2 separate regions of the Homo sapiens genome follow, and region 2 is linked to region 1. Evidence: chromatin loops called from intact Hi-C (ENCODE). Cell type or tissue: GM12878. All regions are shown on one strand. Each heading gives the region's core, and the rest is flanking DNA. Links, peaks and the distances in the headings are about the cores only. Region 1 has its middle 56 kb from the start of SYPL1. Region 2 has its middle 140 kb from the start of CTB-30L5.1.

Evidence for each region. Peaks named below come from ENCODE experiments on the same cell type or tissue, not always from the same donor. Only the 100,000 strongest peaks of a DNase experiment are listed, where the experiment ranks them.
Region 2: a loop joins it to region 1, with 4 times the contacts of the local background. A loop is called at or near these places in 20 of 110 quality-filtered maps.

Annotation. Positions count from the first base shown.
Region 1 is chr7:106,052,301-106,061,262 of GRCh38, forward strand. No RefSeq gene overlaps it. Among named protein-coding and RNA genes, the nearest start is that of SYPL1, 56 kb to the right of the region's middle. RefSeq lists enhancers at 4,485-4,534, 5,045-5,094, 5,940-6,491, 6,175-6,334, 6,365-6,464 and a silencer at 6,805-6,924. In GM12878, for the core only: CTCF peaks have their summits at 4,813 (motif pointing right) and 5,827 (motif pointing right); DNase peaks (open chromatin) are centred at 4,821 and 6,011; H3K4me3 peaks cover 1,161 bases; H3K27ac peaks cover 3,857 bases.
Region 2 is chr7:106,458,410-106,467,371 of GRCh38, forward strand. No RefSeq gene overlaps it. Among named protein-coding and RNA genes, the nearest start is that of CTB-30L5.1, 140 kb to the right of the region's middle. In GM12878, for the core only: a CTCF peak has its summit at 4,167 (motif pointing left); a DNase peak (open chromatin) is centred at 4,172; H3K27ac peaks cover 240 bases.

The sequences.
Region 1 (8,962 bases), core at 483-8,482:
CCCACTAGTGGATGGCAAATGTCATTTTGAAAAACACTGAAGGGCCAGGCGTGGTGGCTCACACTTGTAATCCCAGCACTTTGGGAGACCGAGATAGGTGGATCACTTGAGGCCAGGAGTTCAAGACCAGCCTGGCCAACATGGCAAAATCTCGTCTCTACTAAAAATACAAAAATTAGGTGGGCATTGCACACCTGTAACCCCAACTACTCGGGAGGCTGAAGCAGGAGAATCGCTTGAACCCGAGAGGTGGAGTTTGCAGTGAGCTGAGATCGTGCCACTATCCTCCAGCCTGAGTGACAAAAGTGCATCTCCATCTCAAAAAAAAAAGAAAAGAAAAACACTGAAAGTAAAAAAGGGAAGACAGCTAACACTGCAGGAAAAAGTTACAATCAAATCTTATTTTGAATGCATTCAGGGAACCCTCTATTTAGATCACCAAGGTAAATTCTTCTGTAAATCAAATCAATCTATTCTTAATTTGTATTTAAGAAGACCAAGCCTTCTACTTTGGGGCTTGTTTAAAGCAAAATCCACCTTACTTGCCAAGTCAGGTCTGTAGCCATTTTTGCATGGTCCGTGAACTAAGAATGATTTTAAATGAAAAAAAAATCAAAAGAATAATTTCACAATACATGAAAATTATATAAATTCAGATTTCAGTGTGTCTATTCATTGGATCACAGACATTCGTTTGCATATTTTCTATGGCTGTTTTTGCATTAGAGGAGAGTTGAGTCTCTGTTTTAGAGGCTAAATGGTCTGCAAAACCTAAAATGTTTACTGTCCAGCCTTTACAGAGTTTGCCAACCTCTGGGTTAAAGTGTGGTATTTCTTATGCTGAGGTTGGAGTGACCCCCAAATAAATGGTTTTGCTGGTGAGGAGCCTTCAAAGGGCTGGCTGAATGAGAATGCCTGGCCTTCCAGAGCCTTCTTTGGCCAGCAGGAGCATCTGTGTGATGCCACTGTGCAGTGAACTCATCTTAACCGCATGAATGGGCGAGCAGCTGTCCAGCAGCTGCCCAGAGACCCAGACCGGCTCTCAGGTACTGTGTGGCCTGGCTGAGGGCATCTGGGGGCGGGGCAGGGGCTCAGTGGGTGCAGCCCTTGAAAAATTCACCAGAATTAGACTCTGATGTCTCCATTTGATCTTTTCTTCCCTCCTTGTCTTGCCTTTTCAAAAGGCGACTCTTTTCTGTGGCCTTTTCTTCTTTCTTTTGGCTTATATGATCCCTGCATCATTATTTCCCAAAAAAGAATGTGGCAAAGTAACTTTTTGAAATATTAATGAACCCCCTTTTTCCTTTTTTCCCCTCCCTCCCTCTCTCTCTCCCTTGTTTCCTTCCTTCCTTCCCTCCCTCCCTCCTTCCCTCCCTCCCTCCTTCCCTTCTTTCTGGCAAGGTCTTGCTCTGTCACCCAGGCAGGAGTACAGTGGTGCAATCACAACTCATTGCAGTCTCGATCTCCCAGGCTCAAGTGATCTTCCTGCCTCATTTTAAATTTTTCTGTAGAGACAAGGTCTCAATATGTTGCCCAGGCTGGTCTCAAACTCCTGGGCTCAAGTGATCCTCCCACCTTGGCCTCCCAAAATGCTGAGATTACAGGTGTGAGCCACTGTGCCTGGCCCGTCTTTTTTTTATTTTACCTCTCCTTTCCTCAAACTCTCTGCCTCCTCAGTGAAGCAGCTAGGCTGTTCTGTCCTCCTGTTTCAGGGGAGTAAGGGGTTGGGCAGGGAGTTTTTCTGTCTTAACTTCAGGGAGGCCTGAGAATTCTCAGCAGAAATTGTTTCAGCGAACATCAAAATAGAGCAAGACTTCTCCCACCTCCTTGAGGTGGGTAGGGAAGCAGAGAGGGATGCTCAGTGCAGAGGAATCAGTGAGTGAGGGGAAAAGACATAGCATCTGAAGACACAGAGGCCAGCACTCAGGACCTCCATCAGAGGACCACGTGAAAGGCAGGTTCAAGTCCACCTTGACCACTCAGCCTCCATTGCAGTCGGTGGCATCTAGTGCCACTGGCTGGCCTTCCTTCACTGTGGTGGGGATTTCTTTCTGCAGCAGCCAGTACTTCCTTGGTGACTCCATACAGAGCATGACACCGTCCCAGCCTCCAGCTTTGGTTCTTTCCCCATCTGACATGCCCTAGGAATTCACTGCCTTTGCAGTTTCACTGGATCTGAGTTAATCCAAGAGATAGACAAAGGGGTATTGAGTGAACAAGATGACCAGCACATCCTAGGTTCCCAGAGTTCCCAAAGCTGGGTTGAGACCTCACAGGCCGGGCTGGTGGTAATGCCCAGGGTGTGTGTGTGTGTGTGTGTGTGTTCGTTCCTTGGCACTCACATATGTTTGTGTGTCTGTGAGGCTGTGTGATGGGATCTGGGAACTGGTGGAGGATGAGAATAAAGGATGGAGCGCTAAGGAGTCAGGCAGGCAAAAACAACCCCCACACACCATGCGGGTGTATGCCTCCCGGGTCCCATGCACCTGGGTATGTGAACCCTGCCACCCTCCTGCACAAGAGCCCAGTCTACTGTGCCTGAAGAGGCTGGACCTGACGCCGGCCTTCCCTTTGCTTCATTTGTGAGATGCCGGCTAGTCCAGTCTGACTTCAGGAGAGCATCTCTGGCTTTTCTGCTCCATTCCTAGTTTTGGTTCTTCCTTAGGAGGCCCCGCAATGGAGGGAGGAATAGAGCAGAGAAGAGGCGGCATTTCCTCATCTCCCCACACTCTGGCCTAGGACCTTGTGATGACTTTCTCTAATTTCAGAGGTGGAGACAGACTTCTTCCAGCCCCCTCCTGTGAAGGGACAGTGGGGCCAACTTCCTTTCCTCTCCTGTGCCAGGTCTTAAAAGCCTGACCTGCATTTTGCAGAAGTCAGGACCGGCTTGAGTTCAATTACAGTAGATTGCTTGATCTCATTTATTTTCTCCTGTATGCTTGAAGTTAGGACAGCTTTAATTTGAAATGGAAATTTATGCAAATACTATGTAAATTAGGTCATTCCCAGATTAACTGGGGGAAAAAATCTGGTCGCCTTAGCAGGCACCATCTGTTCCCTCCTCATTCTTTCCATATCTGAACCCCACCCCCCCTTTCCCAATCAACTTTGAAACTTGTTTTCCTGTGGCTGAGAAGAGAGATCGTTCAAGGGAAGGAAACTAATCCCCCATCAGTTTTCCAGGTGGGTCGTTCCAATGTCTGTTTTGCGGTGAGAAGAGGCTCAGGTGAGAGGCTGGGAAGACTTCAGGGTTGGCTCCGGGTTAATGGTTGCCACACTCCACACATGTGCCGCCTCCTCCTTGTTCCTCTCTTTTCTCTTGGCCTCCGCTTCTCTTAGGATTCTTTTCCTCCTTCTCTTTGCCTGAAGTCTTCTAATGGCACCCAGAAGCCTTCTTCCTCCCTCTTGTGGCAGTCGGAGTAGAAGGGCTTTGGGGTTTTGCAATACCCCCAGAGTTCTTGGGAACTTTTGGGTCCATGTGGGTATTGGTTGGGAGGCTCAGGGCCCAAGCAGGAGGCTCTGTCCCACCCCATGGCTGCAGCTCACGCCTATGGAGCAGGGACAGCTTCAGTCCTGCTCTGTGAAGGCAAGAAAGCCAGGAGCCTCAGAAAAGCTATGGATGTGAGGGAAGCAGGGGGCCCCAGCTTCGTCATTCCGCATCGTTTTCTCCTTTAAGGGGACAAAAGTGAGAAGACTTCCCAGCGATTCATTCGCTCCTCCATCCTGCAAGGAAGCAGAGCCACAGTTGCCCCACCAGGAAGAAGCAACTTGAGGCCGGGTGCGGTGGCACACACCTGTAGGTCAGGAGTTTGAGACCAGCCTGGCCAACATAATGAAACCCTGTCTCTACTAAAAATACAAAAATTAGCTGGGCGTGGTGGCGGCCACCTGTAATCCCAACTACTCGGGAGGCTGAGGCAGGAGAATCACTTGAACCCAGGAGACGGAGGTTGCAGTGAGCTGAGATTGCACCACTGTACTCCAGCCTGGGTGACAGAGCAAGACTCCATCTCAAAAAAATAATAAATAAAAATAAAGAAGCAATTTGAGGGATACTTTTGTTGCTGTTAGCCACTGAGTTTTTTTTTTTTTTTTTTTTTTTAACAGTCTCATACTGTTGCCCAGGCTGGAGTGCAGTGGCATGATCTCAGCAACCTCCACCTCCCAGGTTCAAGTGATTCTCCTTGCCTCAGCCTCCCAAGTAGTTGGGATTACAGCTGCCTGCCACCACACCCGGCTAATTTATTTAGTATTTTTAGTAGAGATAGGGTTTCACTATGTTGGCCAGGCTGGTCTTGAACTTCTGACCTCAGGTGATCCATCCATCCCAGCCTCCCAAAGTGCTGGGATTACAGGCATGAGACACCACGCCCGGCCTAGCCACTGAGATTTTTGAGGCTATTTGTTATTGCAGCAAAACTTAATGAGAGCTTACTACTACACCCTCTCATCTTCCTCAATCTCTCCTCAAAGCTGCCTCAAAATTTAAAAAATTCTTTTATATACTCATGTGATACTTTCTCGCTTTAGGCCAAGTGAAAATAAAGGCATCTTCATAAACATTTGCTTTTTTTCTTGGTTCATGATATGACTGTACAAACTGCACTTGTGTATACGGCTTTAAACCCAGACTTCAGGCAGGGGGAACAGTCAGTGCAAAGGCCCCCAAGGCAGGGACGTCAGGAGTCCATGTGGCTTGGTCAGAGTAAGAAGGTGGGAGAGTGGTAGGGAGTGAGGCTCATGGAGTGAGAGGTGGGCAGTGTGGACCTGAGCATGGGCCCCAGAGAAGGTGCAGTTTCAGGACAGAAGCACAAGGTGGCACCGTGACACTCCCCTCAGTCACTGTGGACCGCATGTGCGGTGGTAGAGAAGACACATCTTCTTATCCTCCAAAATGGCTCTGCCAGGGAATGAAAGTCCAGCCGACTCCAGCAAATTAGAAACTGTACTCTTAGGACTGGAAAAGCTTTCGAGACCTCTCAATCAGGGAGGTTTCCATGTGGGGTCCATGATGCCTATGCATGGACTCCAGGACCCAGGGGATCCCCTGAATTGCAGTGTGCTTTTCAGGAGAAACCTCCAACATTTTCACTCCAAGGGGTCTATGACCCAAAAAAGGTGAAGAACCTCTGACTACCACTGGTGCTCCCACCAAGGCCAGACTTGACAAGAACTTCCTCAGCAACAGGCAGCCCCGGCCAATTCCACATTATTACCAGGTGCCTGGAGACCTGTGAGTCCTTTGCTATCTCAGTGGAGGCACCCAGTAATGCTTGGAACCGCTGGGCCTGAGGACACTCGGGCTCTCCTTCCAGAAACTAGAGCTTTTGTGAGGGGCCAGCAAATTTGCATACGTGCACCCGTGCACACACGCACACACCCCTCTCTCCACTGTCTTTAGATTGAAGAAATCACATCTTCTGCACATGAACGTCCTGTTGGTTCTCAAAGGTGCCTGGATGTTTCTGTGATAAGTAAAATATGATTGCACAATGTGGTTACTGAATTTGCAGTCACTTTGATCATTATATAGTTTCTCACCCACTGGATGTTTTATAGAAGTCTAATATAGAATTGATCTAATTGAAGTTTAATATATATTCGACTCTATGTGTCCAATATAATGAATGGGGCAGGGAGTCTGTCAGATATTTTGAGCTAAATGAGAAACTTCATAATCAAAATGGTGGGAGCCACAGTCTGGTGAAAGGGAGGGGTCGTGAGTGATGTCTGATGGCCAACAGGTGAGCTGGGACGGCGCAGGGGGCGCGGTGGGGGCAGGACAGGAAGCTGCGTGGGCAGCAGGTGGAGGGTGTGAGCAGAAGTGAGACTGGAGCCTGTGGGGTTGCTCAAGTGGAACTGCAGAAGGAGATCAAGAATGAGGGAAGATGCAAATTTTTAATTCAGCATCTTCTAAAAAAAAGTCCCAGAAATGACTGTATTTGCTATTGGTGTTTTAAAATATCCATTAAATACCACATTTGCCAGCATCACTTCTCTTATCCCGGCTGCTCTAGCAGCCTGAATTCTGCCTTTTTCTTCCCTGAGAGCTGGGCTCAGGGAACCCGCGTATCGACCTCAGGGGGTCAGGCCTGCAGGTGGGTGGCTCCCCTGGGACTCTTTAAAACCAAACCCCGAGCAGAAAGGAGAGGCTGAGGTTTGGGGCTCCTTTAAAGGCCTCCTCTCAGCTTGTCTCCAGTTCACTGCCTAAGAATGTCCTCCAGACACAGGCTCTGAGGCCAGAGCTATTGAATATTTATCAAGGCCTCCTGGCAGACGTGGGAGACTGAGAACAGGAAAATCAGGCCCAGGCGGGCATCTGTGGAGCCTGCCTGGGTGCTAGCCAGATGCTGCAAGATTCAAGTTGCCCGTTGACTCTGCAGAGCCTGCCCCGCCCTGTCCTCCCTCCTCGGGGAGGCGTGCATGGGCCTGGCTGCTGTCAGGGTGTTTGCTTCTTGTCACCATCCTCCATACTGACTTCCATTGCAAGCCCTGCCCCACTGTGGCTCCATTGTCTGCAGTGGCCTGGGCTGACCAGCTCAGCCTGGAGCCCTGCCCTGGGACGATGCGGGCTAACACAGTGACACAAAGCCCTGCTTTGTGGCCCTGACAGGAGGATTTATCATTAGCTGTGAGATGGTCCCTGGCAGATCCTGGCATGTGGTGAGCAGACAGATCTGTGCTGATCACAGTATTTTGAGTACCCCCAGTTGAATACAGCATCTGGGGCCCTCAAATCTGCCACATGGATCTTATGGCTTCAGGCTCACTGGCACCTTTTGTGTTGGCCGAAGTACGGGTAGGGGGTAGATTAGGAGCACTAGCTTGTACCCAGTGACGTCTGGGGGCTGGTTTACAGGAAAGGCACCCTAAGGTTGTGCAGGCCCTGACATGTGGTCCTCCTGGCATCTGGGGACAGCATGTCAGGTTTGGGGTCTGCCCATCCTTGCCTTGGGCACAGGTCCCCAAACAACAGCAGCATCCCTGTGGGTGGGATATCTGACCAGCAGAAAATGGAAGTGAATATCTCTTTGATCTTGGAGTGAGGAAGAATTTCTTAAAAATAACACACCAAAAAATCACAAATCATAAAAAAGAAAGATTCATGATTTCAACCACGTTAAATTTAAGAACCTTGGTTCATCACAGGTATTTTAAAGAAACTCAGAAGATAAGCCACAAGCTGGGAAAAGATATGTGTAGCACTTAAGTGACAAAGGATTAGCTTCAAGAATATATCGAGTCCTGAATGCCTGGTGGGGTGGAGGGAGTGGGAAATAGACAGATAGTTCAGAAGAAAAATGGGAAAAAAATATGAATAGGCATTTGACAGAAGAGGCAACACATAGGGCCAGTCAACATAGGGATGTGCTAACCTAGTCAGTGTCCAGGAAATTGCAAAACAGGCAGTGAGATCCATTTCCTCCAGTCTGTTTCCTCCAGTCTCTCTCCGGGGCCTGGAGATGCTCCTTGGATGGTTCTCAGTGGCCCTGGTCCTCTCCCTGGGAAGCCTGGCCTGTCAGGCTCTGCAGAGCCCTCTGTTTTGTCCTTCCCCCAATATCCTCCCACTCAGAGCCTGAGTCTGCCCCTGCCCCTTCCCTTCCTGTCCTCACCAATGGCGAGTGTGGCAGATCCTCCAGTTTCTAGAAACACCTCCTCACTCCATCTTCATCCTTTCCTTTGATGTTTCCCCAGGTCTTATCCGGCCAGGTGGGCTTTAGGGAACATTTTTCTTCCCCCTTTGAAGCCAGGGTCTCGCTCTGTTGCCCAGGCTGGAGTGCAGTGGCACAATCTCGGCTCACTGCAGCCTCCGCCTCCCAGGTTCCAGCAATTCTTCTGCCTCAGCCTCCCAAGTAGCTGGGATTACAGGCATGCGCCACCACGCCTGGGTAATTTTTGTATTTTTAGTAGAGACGGGGTTTTGCCATGTTGGCCAGGCTGGTCTTGGACTCCTGACCTCAGGTGATCCACCCACCTCGGCCTCCCAAAGTGCTAGGATTACAGGCATGAGCCACTGCACCCGGCCTAGAGAGCATATTTTCAATCAGAAAAGTAGTTCGCTGCACCTCACAAGCCCAACACTGAGTTCCAGGAGGACCTCAGGACAGGCTATTGATGGTACGGTAAACATGGCTGACAACTAGCACGTTCTAGACCAAGTTCAGGTAGAAAGGGACTCCCTCAGCTGGCCACAAAGCTACCCTCTCCCTAGTGTGCAGCCTTATCAGGCTATTGTCCAAGGCAAAAGCTGTGTGTAACAAGCAGCCCACGCAGCCTGCAGCCAGGTCTGCCAAGGCACCTTTCCTAAGGGGCTGCCCATGTGGCCCGCTCACGCAGGATCTTGCTGGCACTCTTCCTTGGGAGCTTACCTTGTTTGGAAACCTTTCCTGGTTAGCCTTTAAGAGCCTCAACAGGCAGCTGAAAGCATGTCCTGAAATGCCTGAACTCATACTTGGAATGAGAACTAGCTACAGCTTAGTATGCCATGAACGTTTGCATCACTTGTTGTCCAATAAATCTGCGGTCCCCAACCTTTCTGGCACCAGGGACCAGTTTCATGGAAGACAATTTTTCCATGAACAAGGAGGATGGGGTGGTTTTGGGATGAAACTGTTCCACCTCAGATCATCAGGCATTAGATTCTCATAAGGAGTGCACAACCTAGATCCCTCGCATGCACCGTTCGCAGTAGGGTTTGTGCTCCTATGAGAATCTAATGCTGCCATGATCTGACAGGAGGTGGAGCTCAGGCAGCAACGCGCACTCACCCACTGCTCACCTCCTGCTGTGTGTCCCAGTTCCTAACAGGCCCTGGGGGTGAGGGATCCCTGCAATACATAACACGTGCTAAGCAGTGGGGTTTGGGTGCTACTTCCCAACTGGCCGCTCTTAGGAACTGGTGAAACCTTAAGTCAGGTGTGACTGAGCGAGCCCCTGGGTCATGGCTATTCTCCTTGCTGCT
Region 2 (8,962 bases), core at 319-8,318, 410 kb after region 1:
TACAGCCCAAAGAAAGCCAAACACCATTTCATATTTGATAATGTTTCCTGTATGATTTTTATACCAAATAAGCCAAATTTCTCCATTGCATTAGTATACTATTAATGTCAATCCCAATTTTAAATAAAACCTTATAGACAAATCTATTCAATCTTAATCAGTTTAACCGTAAGGTAAGATTATTATAAGCTTTCCATAACCCTTTACATTATTTGTGAAAGTGCAGATCAGTGCTCTAAGAAAACCCTGTTGTACTTTTATTCCAATGTTCAATTTACAAAAAAACTGAATACTCCTTGAACTTTAGCCAATATGTTCACACACTTAATTTCTTTTACAAGATTAATTTTTCAGAAACCTTCTACAACTTGCTCAAACCTTCAGCTTTCCCCTATCTAATTTGAAACAATCCTTTAACCCTTTAATCTAGGGAAAAAAATCCACATTCCCATTCCCATGCCTTTTCATAATCTTTACCAAAAACACATTTCACTTTCTTATCCACCTTGCATGTAAAACTGTTTTTTCAGTATTCTCAAGTACATGTTACGCTGTTAACTCTTAGTAACTTTTGGTGAAAAACCTGGTTAGTAAGCGATTCTAATTATGAACTAGGTGTGGAGCCTAGAGCAGCCAGTTTTGAGCTTGCAAAGTCTTTTAAGTGCTCAAAATAATTTTTAGAGCTAACCATGACATGAACCCCAAAATTCTTGTCCTCCAGAAGGCAGATATTAAGAGAAAGCATGGCCCGGGTGATAATAAGGTCAAGCTCCCAAGGGCATACAAGACAAGAGGGAAAGCTCATTCAGTAATTTTTTTTAAGAGACCTGCAGCAAACTTTGCAACTGACCAGTTTGCTGGGCTGGCTTGAACAGCAGGCTTATAGGGTTCCTAGGCCCACATTCTATCCTAAGGTACCCCTCTTTTATGACACAACACAGAAAGACAAATTCATAGCACAAGGCACAGATTTGATACAGCTTAAGACTGGCCTTATAAATCCTTTTTCCTGTGAATCAAAACTTTGCAGAGGAGATAAACAGTCATTTTTACCATTCATTCAACTAGTTTGCATAGACAGAGAGGCCAGCAGTGTGACCGGTAAGAAACCCTTACCCTTTTGCCAGCATGTCAGGCTCCTGGGTTCCCTATCCCTAAGCAGTCCTAGTGACCCGGCTCACCCACCATATCCCTGGGGGCTAAGCCACAACACAAAGGAAAATCATGAAACCATAGGCAAAATCCTCTCAATTTTGCAAGTGGCTGCCCAACCGGCTGCCTGGGGGAACAGAATTAACATTTTCTATTCCAGCCAGAGCAAAATACCTGTGACAAAACACAGACATTAGCCACTCCACTTAGGACCCAATATTGAACTGGCAAGACTCAAATTTTTCCCCAGTTGGACTCGTCACCTTTGATCCATTCAAAGTGTGTTGGAATGATCTTCTACCAGGGGTTTCAACATGCGGTCTCTGGGCAAGATGGTTGCCCTGAGTAACAGAAAAGATAACAAAGAGAAAGTTGAGAAAGAGAGAGAAAAGCACTGCCTGCGGCAGGGTAGGGAAGGCAAGGCACTCAGGGAGGCCAGAGAAAGACCCACCCATTGCACTGAATCAAAAAGTTCAGGCGGCTGCTTGTCAGTCACAAAGGGATCTTTTCCAGCAGTCCCATCGGCTCTCAAGTTTCCTCCATCAGGGAGGAAAAGACTCCCAATGTCCCATGATCCTGTACCTGCTTAATCCTGTCACCCACAGCCATCAGCAAAGAGTGCAAGGCAGATTAATCCAAAGAGAATAGCGTATAACACCCCGTAGTGCTGAACCCATTCTTAGCAGAGAGGGATTTTACTGCGGGGAGGGGGCGGTTTCTAACCCCTTAACTCTTAGGAAGGACTCTAACCTTCCTAAGTTGGGCTTCCAACCCAAGTTTGGTCAGGTGTCCTTGCCCTTATTAAGAGGGGCCTTTAACCCCACTCTGTCTTGGGAGAAACTCTAACTCCCCTAAGCTGGGCCTCTAACCCAATCCCATCCTTTACCCAGATACCTCACCACTCACCCAAAGTCAGCTGATTGGTGCTGCGACCTGTTTCCTTTGTTGTTGGGGGGTGGGTCTCCTCAGTATCACCCCTTTGAAGTTTGCCAGGAAGATGTTATCAGAAAGGGGTCCCAATCTAGACCCCAAGAAAGGGTTTGGATCTCACCCAAGAAAGAATTTGGAGCGAGTCCATAGAGTAAAGTGAAAGCAAGTTTATTAGGAAAGTAAAGGAAGAATGAATGGCTACTCCATAGGCAGAGCAGCAGCATGGGCTGCTGTACTGATGATGCTTATTGCTACTTCTTGATTATATGCTAAACAAGGGGTACATTATTCATGAGTTTTCCAGGAAAGGGGTAGGTAATTCCCACAACTGAGGGTTTGTCTCCTTTTTAGACCATATAGGGTAACTTCCTGATGTTGCCATGGCATCTGTAAACTGTCATGGTGCTGGTGGGAGTGTCTCTTAACATGCTAACGCATGCTAAGCAGTGAGGACGACCAGAGGTCACTTTCATTGCCATCTTGGTTTTGGTGAGTTTTGGCTAGCTTCTTTGCCACATCCTGTTTTATCAGCAAGGTCTTTATGATCCGTATCTTGTGTTGACCTCCTATCTTATCCTGTGACTTAGAATGTCTAACATCCCGGGAATGCAGCCCGGTAGGTTTTAGCCTTACCTCACCCAGCCCATATTCAAAATGGAGTTGCTCTGATTCAAACGCCTGTGACAGTTTGAGCCATAAAGATAGCTCAAGCTTGTACCAAGTGGCCATAGAAGATTTTCCAAAGGCCAGAGCCACCTCCATTCCGAGTCACTTACGTTGGTCACCAAATTATTAACTCAAAATATGTGAGACAGGTCTTCATCAATTTAGAAAGTTTATTTTGCCAAAGTTAAGGATGCATGCCCATAACACAGCCTCAGGAGGTCCTGACGATATATGCTCAAGGTAGTCAGGGCACAGCTTGGTTTCATACATTTTAGGGAGACATGAGACATCAATCAATATATGTAAGATGTACATTGGTTCTGTCCAGAAAGGTGAGGGCGGGGGGGTGGTGCTTCCAGGTCATAAGTAGGTGAGAGACAAATAACCATTGGTTTCTCAATAACCATTTGCATTGAGTTTCTGATTAGCCTTTCAGAAGGAGGCAATCAGATACGCATTTATTTCAGTGAGCAGAGGGATGACTCTGAATAGAATGGGAGGCAGTTTTGCCTTAAGCAATTTCCAGCTTGACTTTTTTCTTTAGTGTAGTGATTTGGGGGTCCCAAGAGTTATTTTCCTTTCACAGCAGCAACACTGCGGGTCTACCTGAGAGGTTAGGCAAAGCATCGTGCGGGATTTAGGGTTTGCCAGATACAGACAGGGAAGAACATTCTAGATAGAGGAAACAGAGTATGCAGAGTTGTGAAAAATCAGGCATGTTTGGTGAACTGCTAAATGTCTGTGTTACTGAATTAATAAGTATGTGTGTGTGGGTGTGTTTGTGCAAGTGTGTGTTTGTCGGCCACGTTGGAAAAGGCTTGTGTGTCAAGCATTGAAGGTTTCATTTGGTCCCATAGCCAGTGAGATGGGTTTTTAAGCAGGAGAATGGCATGGTCGGCTCTGACGTGTAGGAAGGCAACTCGAGTGGCTGCAGGTTGGAAGGCTGGAGGCAGGGAGGACAGTTAGGAGCACTTGCAGTAGTCCCAGAAATTGCAAAGGACATCAGTCTTAAGGTGGGCCCAGCTCAACAGTGACAGGGCTTATGGGCACGAGAAAAGAAGACACCAGCTATAAATGGTTCAGTTGATTGACAGATGCAGAAGACTGAAAATTCCTCAGTGGTGGAAGTTGTCCCTGGGGCTTCCATACAAGGCCTTTTCCACCAGGACTCAAGCAAGCTGCGTGTTCAGGAAGATCATTAGGAAGTGGTCAAAGAGATTTTTTTTCTTTCTTTCAAAGAAACAGGAAAACATGTAAGAAATGCTCTTAAACCACTGGGTCTCTTAGCAAGTGTAACTTCTGGTCAGAGAGGTGTACCACACAGGGGTATTAGTTGGAGAAAGGATATTTATTTCCCTTTAGCTGAAGAAATTTCTGTATTGCTTTCATACTAGAATTTTTTTTTTCTGCAATTAATCTGCCACCTCGTGGCCTAATGAGAAATTTCAATTTCCATAGCTTGGAGAGGGAGGATTGAAGAAGCAGAAGTCAACACTCTTTCACTTAATAGAAACATCGACATACTACTGACTGCCAGCACAGGAGTGCTTTCCTCTAACTATATAATGCCCTTTTTACCTGCTATTCAAAGGGTGTTTTGTGATTTCCCAAAAACTCAAAAAATAACGAGGAAGTGCTTGACTCATAGACACTTCATACACGTGTATGTTTTTGACTCCACAAAATGAAAACTAGAATATGGTTCTTGTATTTTAATGGGAAAAGAAAATGTCCTAAAAGCTATACAACTTTATAAGATTAATTTCAACTTCTAAAATATTGCTTAAAATAATAAAGTGAATTTGCAAATATAGATAAAACCTGGACACTGAGCAAACACCCATTAAGCTAAAATGAAAAATGAACACAAGCAGATTGATGGGACTGCTTTTCTGTGGCTGAGTCATAAACCTGTATGTAATAATTGATCTTCTTGAGAAACTGAGAGGGCTGCTTTTGTGAGAGATGGGTGATCTTTGAATCAGATCACTTCTTGGATTCTACACAGATCAAATAAGCCATCCTGAAATGTGTCCCTAAGTCAGAAGTGCGGTGCAGCAAGGAGGGTAAGAAGACCAGCACTGGGTTGGACTGTCACCTGCTGGGTCAGGCCTTTAACCTTTCAGTTGCTGGATAATAGGGAGGTGGGGAGTCCCAGAGGAGGATGGGGGAGGGGCACTAGAAAGCCAGACAAGTGCAGATGCCTGTTGCTCTTAGTTCAATCTACTCTGGCCCTCAGAAAGGCTGTCTAAAGAAGATGTCTTTTAATAGGTACATTCGCCTAGTACAATACTTAAGAGTATAAAATCGTTAACATAAGATGTGGTCAGAGTTTATTTTTGCTCTTTTGTGAAGCAGCTGTGTGCAAAGCAAATTAAAAGCATAAATACAACTTTAAAAGAATATTTAAACCATCTAGGTACTAATAGATTTCCCTAAGTTTCCATTTCCATATCTTTCTGTAATGATTTTCCTAAGTTTCCATTTCCGTAATTCTGACTACACAACTGTCATTAATTCTTTAAAAAAGTCAATCATTTTGTTTTCTAGATCCAAACGTATTGTTCGTACATAGTGTTAATTTAGTGTCCTCCTTTCTAATAGTAATACTTAGAATTTGTTATATATCTTAAGTAATTGGCAGGTAAACTTCTTTCTGAACAGAAAACTATTTCTTATAGGATTTACTTGGTAACAGTTTGTTAGCAACAAGTCTCAATGACTCTTTCACATAAGAAAGAAATGCAATGTCTTTGAAACATTGTATGCTTCTGACTTTTTAAAACTAATTTAAAATACTGGCTTATCCCAGTCCAGATTTTATTATTATTGTTATTGTTATCATTTATTTTATTGGCAATGTATCAAGGAAAGTGAGAGCCAGAAGAAAACTGAAAAGTAATTGAGTATACCCAGCTGCTATTTGAGTCAACTCATGTCCTGAATACCTAGTTTGATTTTGATCCACATTGATGGAAAGGTAAAGGAAACCAACTAATCTATGAAGGATCATGTGGAGAGTGAGTGTTACACAAATCATACGGAAACAAAAGTGATCACTCTTGGATACTTCCAGACAGAGAAGCTGATGCAGCAGGCATGGCTGCAGGGCCAACAAAGATGGCAGATGCTAGAGTTGGGCCCAGGAGGCAGGGATGAAGGTAAGTGGGGCTGTCACAAGTAAACAGAGGGAAAGAACAGTGTACACCCAGGAGAGAGAACCAAGGATCACATGGTTTAGCTTTGGGAAGGACGCCAGATAATTACATGACCCAATCACTTCTTTCAGAGGGAGGATGGGGGCTGTGGGAAAGGATTGTGCTGGTGAGGGAGGAGGTCACACAACTTCTGTTTTCAGCCATGTAAATGAAGTGAAAATTGGGTGGTGACCTGAAAAGTGGTAGAACAGCAGTTCTCCACCTTAGCTGCATATGAGAATTACTTGGGGAGCTTTGAAAAATCCTAATGCACAGATTCCTCATCTGACTCTGAGAGTGGGACCCAGGCATCCTATCTTTTAGAGCTGTTTAGGTGATTTCAATGTATAGTGACAGTTGCGAATCACTAGTGTAGAAAACATACTTGTGAGATTTCTAGCCCTGAGCAGATAGGCTATGTGACCTCAGAAGAGGAGATGAGACCTAGCTATTGGCCTGCCTTTCTCAGCTCCATAGAAAAAAAGTACTCTAACTCGGAGGCTCAGCTTTCAGTAGCACTTGACTAATTCTGACCAGGCCCAGGACTATATTAGGAGCTCAGTTCTCATCAGCTGGTGGGGAAGCTGGAATGAATTTTGTTGCCCACAATTCTACCCCTGGGCAGCCCCATTCTCAGAGAGCTGTAACATTTCCTCCTGCCTCCTGACTTTCAGATTTTGGGTTTCATTCCTCTACCTGCTGGAACTAGAACTAAGCTAAGCCTTCCAGCCAACTGTGCTGGTCCTGCCTCCTCCCTAGAGCTGGACTGTGACCCCTTATCATGGCTGCTGGCTAAAGGCCGGCCTGCACCCTGGTGGATCTCACCATCAGCTTACCTTCTTGAACAACTGTGGTATCAATTCTAGCATGGAAAGAGTTGAGGTCACAGAGTCCTTGGGGACAATGGGACTTGCACTGCTGGCCCTCTCTCACTGGTGCCAGTCTTATGGCTAGGTTACTTTCTGGAGACTGAACATCCCAGTTGTTGGCCACCTCTCCTTTCCCACTGTCCACTGTTGCCTCAACACTGAAGACAAATGGTCAGAGCTCAAGCAGCCAGATCAAAATTGTGCCACCCCACTGGTAGGAGGATAACATCTCACTCCTCAGGGCATTCAGATGTTTTGGAGATTGAGAAGTCTGTTGGGAATCTATTTAACACACAGTATTCCTCCATGAACCCATCACCTGGAATCATCAAGAAGGCTTCTGAAGGAAGGAAAGGGATGGGGTAACAAGATGTGAGTTATGAAGGTATTTGGAAGAATTGGAAAGGAGAGGGGTGCTCAGCTTAGAGAATTGTTTACAGCAACATTGGCAAAAGCATGGCAGTCGAGGCTCTGCTGCATCTTCCCATACCCACAGCACATGTCACCCATCAACTTCAACATCCTCACCTGCTGCACTTGGCCTGGGCTTTAAATCGCTCAATCTAGCTTTCCAGGTTTTGCTACGAATCAATCAGAAAACCGTCAGCCATCCTGGGTCTAAATGAAGAAGCACATTTCTTCATCAGGGCCACCAACACAGTATAGGCATTCATGGTTGAGAGGAGGTCAGAACAGGAAACCAGAGAAGAAGCCTGTGTTATGGAGAAGTAAACTCATTTCTCAAGGTTTTGTAGTAAAATTTAATACTTTATTTATTAAATTATGCCCAATTCACACAATTCTCTCCTTTTTGCTAATTCCTCATTTTCCCCAGTGCCATTTCCCTTAAGTGTGGTCTCTCTCATAATCCTCCCAACCCCTCTTTCTTTTTTTTAAATTGACTAGTGTGCTATTGAGGTGAAAATAAAAATGGCTGCCTGGAAACCCCTCCTGACCCCAGGCAACCCGCCAAGTTGAGACCAAGGACAGAAAAGGCAACTGGGGAGTCATGTGACTTAGGAGTGCCTCTCCATGCTGAGTAGCCATTTGTCCCCATTTGAATCTAATTTGTGATCGTTTTCCAACCCCTGCAAATACTTTAGATTCTGCAGGCACCAAATGTTCCCTGGCATGTCAAACAAAAACACAAGAATAGAACAGAAGGTTGACATTTCACCCAACCCTATGGAACAGAAAAGAAAAATATTAGAAGCTAAAAGATTGCTTTCAGTGCATGCAGTTCTGGGAAGGTTAAATCAGATTAAATGTTCTTACCTCCCTTTAAAATCGACCCAAGTACAGCATGGTTTCTATTCCTGATTAAAGCTCGTCCCGTATCTCCAACTGTTGGCAAAACACTTGGAGGCACTTGGATAGTCTATTGTTACCTATGCATGTTATCAGTATTCTCCTAGTCACCCCGAATTGAAACCTCAGAGCCATCATTGATGTTCTTTTCTTCTTAATCTGTGGCATCTAACTGCATCAATGTCCAACAGATTCTCCTCTCAAAATGTCTGTAGATCAACTCTCTTTATTGCTTCATTCTTAGATTACTGCAGCCACTTGATCTGACAGCCTCCAGCTTCAACTCCCTCCATTGCTAGACCAATAGTCCTAAAACTCAACTTTCCCCTTTCTAATATCCCTCTCAATAACCTCCCATGGATTCCCAAGCTGACATACAAAGCCTAAAACTCCTTAGGCTGTTATGCAAACCCTCGATAATAGACCACTATATTTCCTATCTTCATTATTTCTAATGAGAAAAGGAAGGAACTCTTATCTGAGGAATGCAAGTCCTTTTAAATGATCAGGCCCAGAGAGTCATTCAAATGAGACAGCAATCGTGTCCTACTGCTGTCCCAGCGCCCTTTGAGCTCTGTATTCATCTCTTGAAACTGCTTACTATTGCCACAAGTGGCTCTAAATTAACCTCATAATGCTGCACCAGACACTGTAACTCACACCCTATACCTTAACAGCGTGAAGCTAATCAGTTGCTTATGTTATTTTAATATAAATTCTTGGTAAACAACTCGGGAACTGCTTCTTCTTTCCCTTCAATGATCCACTTGTAACTGCTACTAATCAGAGATTACATTGAAGGCAATTTGAATCTGTGCTTTCAGGCTGCAATCCTTGAGC